Regions from separate parts of the Mus musculus genome. Here region 2 is linked to region 1. A link is a loop called in an ENCODE intact Hi-C map of the cell type or tissue named here. Cell type or tissue: left cerebral cortex. All regions are shown on one strand. Each heading gives the region's core, and the rest is flanking DNA. Links, peaks and the distances in the headings are about the cores only.

Region 1 (2,915 bases), core at 175-2,674:
CTGCCTCTGCCTCCCAAGTGCTGGGATTAAAGGCGTGCACCACCACACCCGGCAGGTCTTTTCTTAATAGCAAGACAGGTTGAGTCTTACTAAAGAGAACAAAGCTTTTTTCATCAAAGACTTGGGTTTATTATTTAGCAATAAAAGGGTAGAAGCTTTTTCTTTCTCTATGCAATAAAGATTGGAGCTCATTTTTTTCATCCAGAATGAGTGAGTTCTTTCTGCCCTGGCAGTTGGTCTTTTGTTTCATATGCATATGTAAGTCTGGATGTGTGTGTGTGTGTTAGTATGTAATTATGAGATAAGTCAGTAGCTAGACCTAACTGGAATGCATGAAGCTGTATGAGTGTGTGTGTGCATGAATTCATATATAAATGTACATGAGTTTATGCATATTTGCTTGTATAAAAGTCTTTCCTTCTGAGAGTGACTCTCTTCTCCTGGTTCAATACAAGTTTATTGCTCCAAACCTCCCTCCCAGCCTGACAAGTGGGAGGCCAGGCTTCTGATCAAGAGAGAATAAAGCCCTTAGCAATTAATCTTTTACTTAATCCCCTGCCCCCCACCCCCCACCTCCGTTACACTACAGCTGTTAATCGTCCAAGTCAGCCTCAGAATAAGCGAGAAAGTTATTAGGATTTTTTAGAAGCCAGCGACTTCAGCATTTAGCATAGTTAAAGTTTAAAGGCCAGAGACTATCAGTGTTTAAAACTATCTCTACATCCAACTCTGTGTCCCATGTCAACCCATTCCAGGCCAGGCAGTCTCCTGTCCTGGCGGGTTGCTTGCTGGTTTCCAACAAGGCACAGCCCACCTTGCGCTTTACCCTCTGGAGAAATGGAACATCTTGTCACTCCAGACACCATTCTGTGTGCCGGCTGGCTGTTCCCTCCACCTGAAATGTCTTTTCTATTTTACATCTGGCTAGTCCTTACCTTCTCAGATGGGAGAGACCTCATCTTTGAGAAGCTGGCCAAGTTCCTGCGCAGATGAGTTTAGCACTCTTGCCAGGAGTCCTGAACACTGTTATTTGGTGTCTATATTTTTTTCATTTATGCCTAATCAGTCAAGATTTTGAAGACTTCCATGTTTCTCTATCCATATCCAAATGACCCACCACAAGTACTGGACACGGGTCTGCTTTCTTTGTGCTAGTTGTCCCGTTTGTTCTTTAGTGGGTGTCTGTTGAACTGCCTAAAGTCAGGTTATAAGCTTAAACATTTTGAGTCCTCGTTGCCCATTACAGAAATCGTTCCCTCTCGACTTTAAGTTTTGTACTAGATAAGTGATTCCATTGATTAGTCAATCAACCCAAAGTAAATTAAGCCTAAGATAATCCTGCTTTTCCTACAAACCATATTGCCTGAAATTGCCAATTTCAACCAGCAGATGGTAGTCTTGAAACAGTGTGGTAAATTGCTAGCTCGTTTTGCCAGTGTGGAAATAAGCCAAAGCAAACGTGAGGGAGCATGGGCTCACATGTCTTTAAAGGACGCTTAAAATAATATAAAACTAAAATGACTCAATAAAAATAATGTTACCCCAGCCAGAATGAAGGGAGCTTGGGGGGCTTTTTAAGCCCTTCTCCTCTCTAAGGCTTGCAGAGCCCCAGTGAAAGATGTATCTTGCTCAGTGTCCAACACTGTCTTAGTTTAAATATCCCAACCCATAATCAGCTAGTGATGAGCCTTGGAAGGATTAAATGTAATTTATACTTCAGGCTGAGATTTAATGGGTATCCACTCCACAAACCAGATTATTTCACAGAAAACAGCCTGTTGTTCTAATTATTTTGATAACTCCTTCTGCGATGTCCACCCCTCTGTAATTTTGTTTGTTTGTTAAACAAAAAGCATTATGTTGGTACAGGAAGAGATCTAGCTGAGTGCCCCTAAATGTCAAAGTCGTCTAGCTGCCCCCTTTACATCAAGCCATTAGACAACGTTCTGTTTTCTCCTGCAGCTTTCCCATAGGGAGAATGAGAATGGCTACTGCTTATTATTCAAAAGCGCATTCTATTCATCAACTGCTCTTAAGCTTGTTTCCTCTTTTATACAGTGAGTTTAATAAAAGAGGCTTATGGTGGACTATCATGCTCAAGGCTGGACTCACATCACACGCTGTCAATTAATTCTCACAACTCAACAGGGTCTCCCCATACTCAATGTGAACTACCCACCCCCACATCTTCTCCTTACTCTAAGGGGAACCACATTGCTTTTTCTTTGGTCACTACTGTGTCCGTGGCTTCCAGAACTATGCTTGGTGCGTAGTAGGTTCTCAATAAAGCTGCCTTGCAACAACAGTCTTCTTCAGGCTGGGGACACAGATTTCTCTGGCTAAGTACAAGAGAGGAGCAGGACCTGGAAAGCAGTGTCTGTGACATGGGCCTTACTCTGGACACCCAGCTGCTGACTGTAGATGCTTTCTGGTAGATGCTTCTACAGTTACAAGGGAGAAAACAACTAGACTAGGGACAGTTTGCTTATCTGTTTGAGACAGGCAGGCTCCCACTGCAGTCTGGTCACTACACACCACTCTTGATCCTTTTCAATCCACCTCTCAAGTACTGTGCCCAAATCAATTGTTAAACTATCTATACACATTGTAACTGATGTGTTTATAAAAAGATAAAGAGAGGGGAGAAATATGTTTTATGGAGGTGTCGTTGAGTATGGGGAAAGGGGATAGCTCGGTCTATGCTGAGACATCCCTTCCCCCTGAGGGATGTGCCTATACTAGCCACATAGTACAATATAGAATAGAGTTTATTCAGGGCATGGGGAGGAGAGCCAAGAGGGTAGTAGAGGCAGAGAAAGGCAGAGAGAAAGAGTAGAGAAGTAGAGGAGTGGAGGCCAGCCATGAGCACGTTGGGGTGGGGGGTGCTGGAGGGATGAAAGGAGAGAGCAGGAGCA
Region 2 (2,915 bases), core at 313-2,812, 480 kb after region 1:
TTTGCTGTTGCAACAGAAATAGGGGTTGAATTATCATAATTGTGTAGTCCCAAAAATATATAATATCATGACTTAACAGAACTGCTGGTGTTCAGCAAGCAGGGAACAGAATTAGCAGGGCCAGGAAGACACAAGTCTGTAGCTATTTGGTTACTGAATGGGCTTAGTTCTTAGAGAAGGAAGGTATGGTGGTGTTGCTCCTGATCTCAGCACCGAGGAGGCTTAGGCAGGAAGATCAGGAGTTTGAGACCGGCCTAGGCTTCTACAGCAAGAGAAGTGCATGGGATAGGAAGAAAAAAGCAGGAGTAAGAAGTGCCTGGGGGCTGGAGAGATGGCTCAGTGGTTAAGAGCAGGGACTGCTCTTCCGGAGGTCCTGAGTTCAAATCCCATCAACCACATGGTGGCTCACAACCATCTATAATGGGATCCGATGCCCTCTTCTGGTGTGTCTGAAGATAGCTACAGTGTAGTCATATACATAAAGTAAATAAATGAAAGGAAGAAAGGAAAGAAGGCAGGCCAAGTGTGCACTGGAAGGAGCCACCGAAGTGGGGCTGCAGAGGACCTGCCTCCTAGGCGTACTTACACTTACTTTGGATATGGAGACCTGACGTCCCTAATCTCTGTTTTCTCGCAGGTGGTTGGCATTCACATGCAGGGGATTGGCTGTGATGAGATGCTGCAGGGCTTCGCTGTAGCGGTGAAAATGGGGGCCACCAAGGCCGACTTCGACAACACAGTTGCCATTCATCCTACCTCTTCAGAGGAGCTGGTCACCCTGCGCTGAGAGCCTGGGGACCCAGGTGGCTAGCGGTGCGACCAGCAGGCCTCCGGGAGGAACCGATCGAGTTTACGCCCAGCTTCTACAGATCTCTGTATTTTAATCAGGAATTTCTGGTGGTGTAAATTTCCAGCTATACACACGCACAGAAGAACTTATGTATCTAATCAGAAGGTTGTTTTGTTAATCCGGGGTTGGTTTTCATTTGATAATATTTATAATTAATATTTTGATTTTTTTGTTGTTGTTTAATTAACAGCCTTGTGTTTGTTGTGTTTTTCTTGCTTTGGCCCCATTCCAAGTTTAAATGTACATGACATACACTCAAGTTAGTGTACCTGATGGATGAATATTGCTGGCTAATTTCTTTTATTTTTTATTTTTTTCCTTTTTTTATGCAGCCCAAGGTGGCCTCAAACAACTCAGAATCCTCCAGCTATAGCCTCATGGGTGCTGGAATTCTAGGCCTGCATGGCCTCTCCTGGCCTAGCTTGCTAGTTTTATATGATGGGAAGTCTGCAGAATATACGTGGTATTTTTGTTCTGTATTGGAAAGCTGCCCCAATGTTACCTCTCTATTCTTGTTTTATTCTTTGCTCTGTGTTAAATGATTTAAAATGGTTTGTGTTATTTTCATGGAACAAAGTGCATTAAAGTTAGACTTGAGGCTGGTTAGGTAAAGGAGAAATGACAGTACATGCAAGACGGAAGGCTGAGGCACTCGGGAGCCCTTTCTTCTTCTGAGTATTCCTGGTTCATTCAGTCATTTCTGTATCTCTGCGTTTGTTTTTTTTTTTTTGTTTTGTTTTTTATGAAAACTGTTCCAAATTTTTGAAATTCACTGCATTGTCTTATAAAATTTATTACGAACTATGCTGCTGTCAGTGTATTTTCTAAGACTTTCCACACTGGGAGAACAGACACCAGCATCTGTTAGCGAAGAAGTCTCTTTAAAACAGGTGCCAGAGGGGCTGGAGGGATGGGACTGTTCAGGGCTTCTCATTCTTGTGAAGGATTCAGTTTGGTTCCTGGCTCCCCCTTCTGGCCTTTGTAGGCACTACACATATGGTGTACAAATACACACATGGTGTACAAACACATGCAGGCAAAACACTAACACATAAAGTTTTAAAAAAAAAAGAGTGCTAGAGGGCTGGAGAGATAGCTCAGTGGTTAAGAACACTGACTGCTCTTCCTAAGGTCCTGAGTTCAAATCCCAGCAACCACATGGTGGCTCACAACCATCTGTAGTGAGATCTGATGCCCTCTTCCGGAGTGTCTGAAGACAGCTACAGTGTACTTACATATAACAAATAAATCTTTTTTTTTTTAAAGTGCTAGAGAGATGGCTAAGCGGTTAAGAGCATTGACTGCCCTTCCAAAGGTCCTGAGTTCAAATCCCAGCAACCACATGGTGGCTCACAACCATCTGTAATGAGACCCTCTTCTAGGGTGTCTGAAGACAGCTACAGTGTACTTACATATAATAAATAAATTAAAAGAAAAGAAAAGCCGTGAAGGACCAGGGATATGAAAGACAGTCTCAGTGGATAGATGGGGGTGGAGGAGCAGCCTGAGGTACGGTGGTGCACACCAGCACTGGAGAGGTAGAGGCCAGGAGACAGCCTGGGCTACAAGAGATCCTGACTTTTTTTTTTTTTTTTAGATTTATTTATTTATTATATGTAAGTACACTGTAGCTGTCCTCAGATACTCCAGAAGAGGACATCAGATTTCATTATGGATGGCTGTGAGCCACCATGTGGTTGCTGGGATTTGAACTCGGGACCTTTGGAAGAGCAGTAGGCGCTCTTAACCACTGAGCCATCTCGCCAGCCCCCCCCCCCTTTTTTTAAAGGGGGGTCGTGTGTGTGTTATAACCCCATTTCTGTTGTCTTTATCAGCTGGGTAAGCAAAGTCCTCCTTGTCTGTGGGTTTCATGAGCAATGCAATGCTACTGAGGCTTTTCATTTTTCTTTTTTCGATTTTTCAAGACAGGGTTTCTCCGTGTAGCCCTGGCTGTCCTGGAACTCACTCTGTAGACCAGGCTGGCCTCGAATTCAGAAATCCGCCTGCCTCTGCCTCCCGAGTGCTGGTACTAAAGGCGTGCGCCACCATGCCCGACTGAGGCTTT

The links. Peaks named below come from ENCODE experiments on the same cell type or tissue, not always from the same donor. Only the 100,000 strongest peaks of a DNase experiment are listed, where the experiment ranks them.
Region 2: it touches region 1 in a loop (5-fold over the local background); 8 of 42 quality-filtered maps call a loop at or near these places.

What each region holds. Positions count from the first base shown.
Region 1 is chr8:33,219,246-33,222,160 of GRCm38, forward strand. No RefSeq gene overlaps it. Among named protein-coding and RNA genes, the nearest start is that of Gm33281, 71 kb to the left of the region's middle. In left cerebral cortex, for the core only: a CTCF peak has its summit at 1,395 (motif pointing right); a DNase peak (open chromatin) is centred at 1,408.
Region 2 is chr8:33,696,509-33,699,423 of GRCm38, forward strand. It overlaps Gsr (glutathione reductase), which reads left to right. Exons shown (of 13, transcript NM_010344.4): 13 at 638-1,654. The coding sequence ends at 787. Among named protein-coding and RNA genes, the nearest start is that of Gm24727, 6.2 kb to the left of the region's middle. In left cerebral cortex, for the core only: a CTCF peak has its summit at 1,822 (motif pointing left); a DNase peak (open chromatin) is centred at 1,826.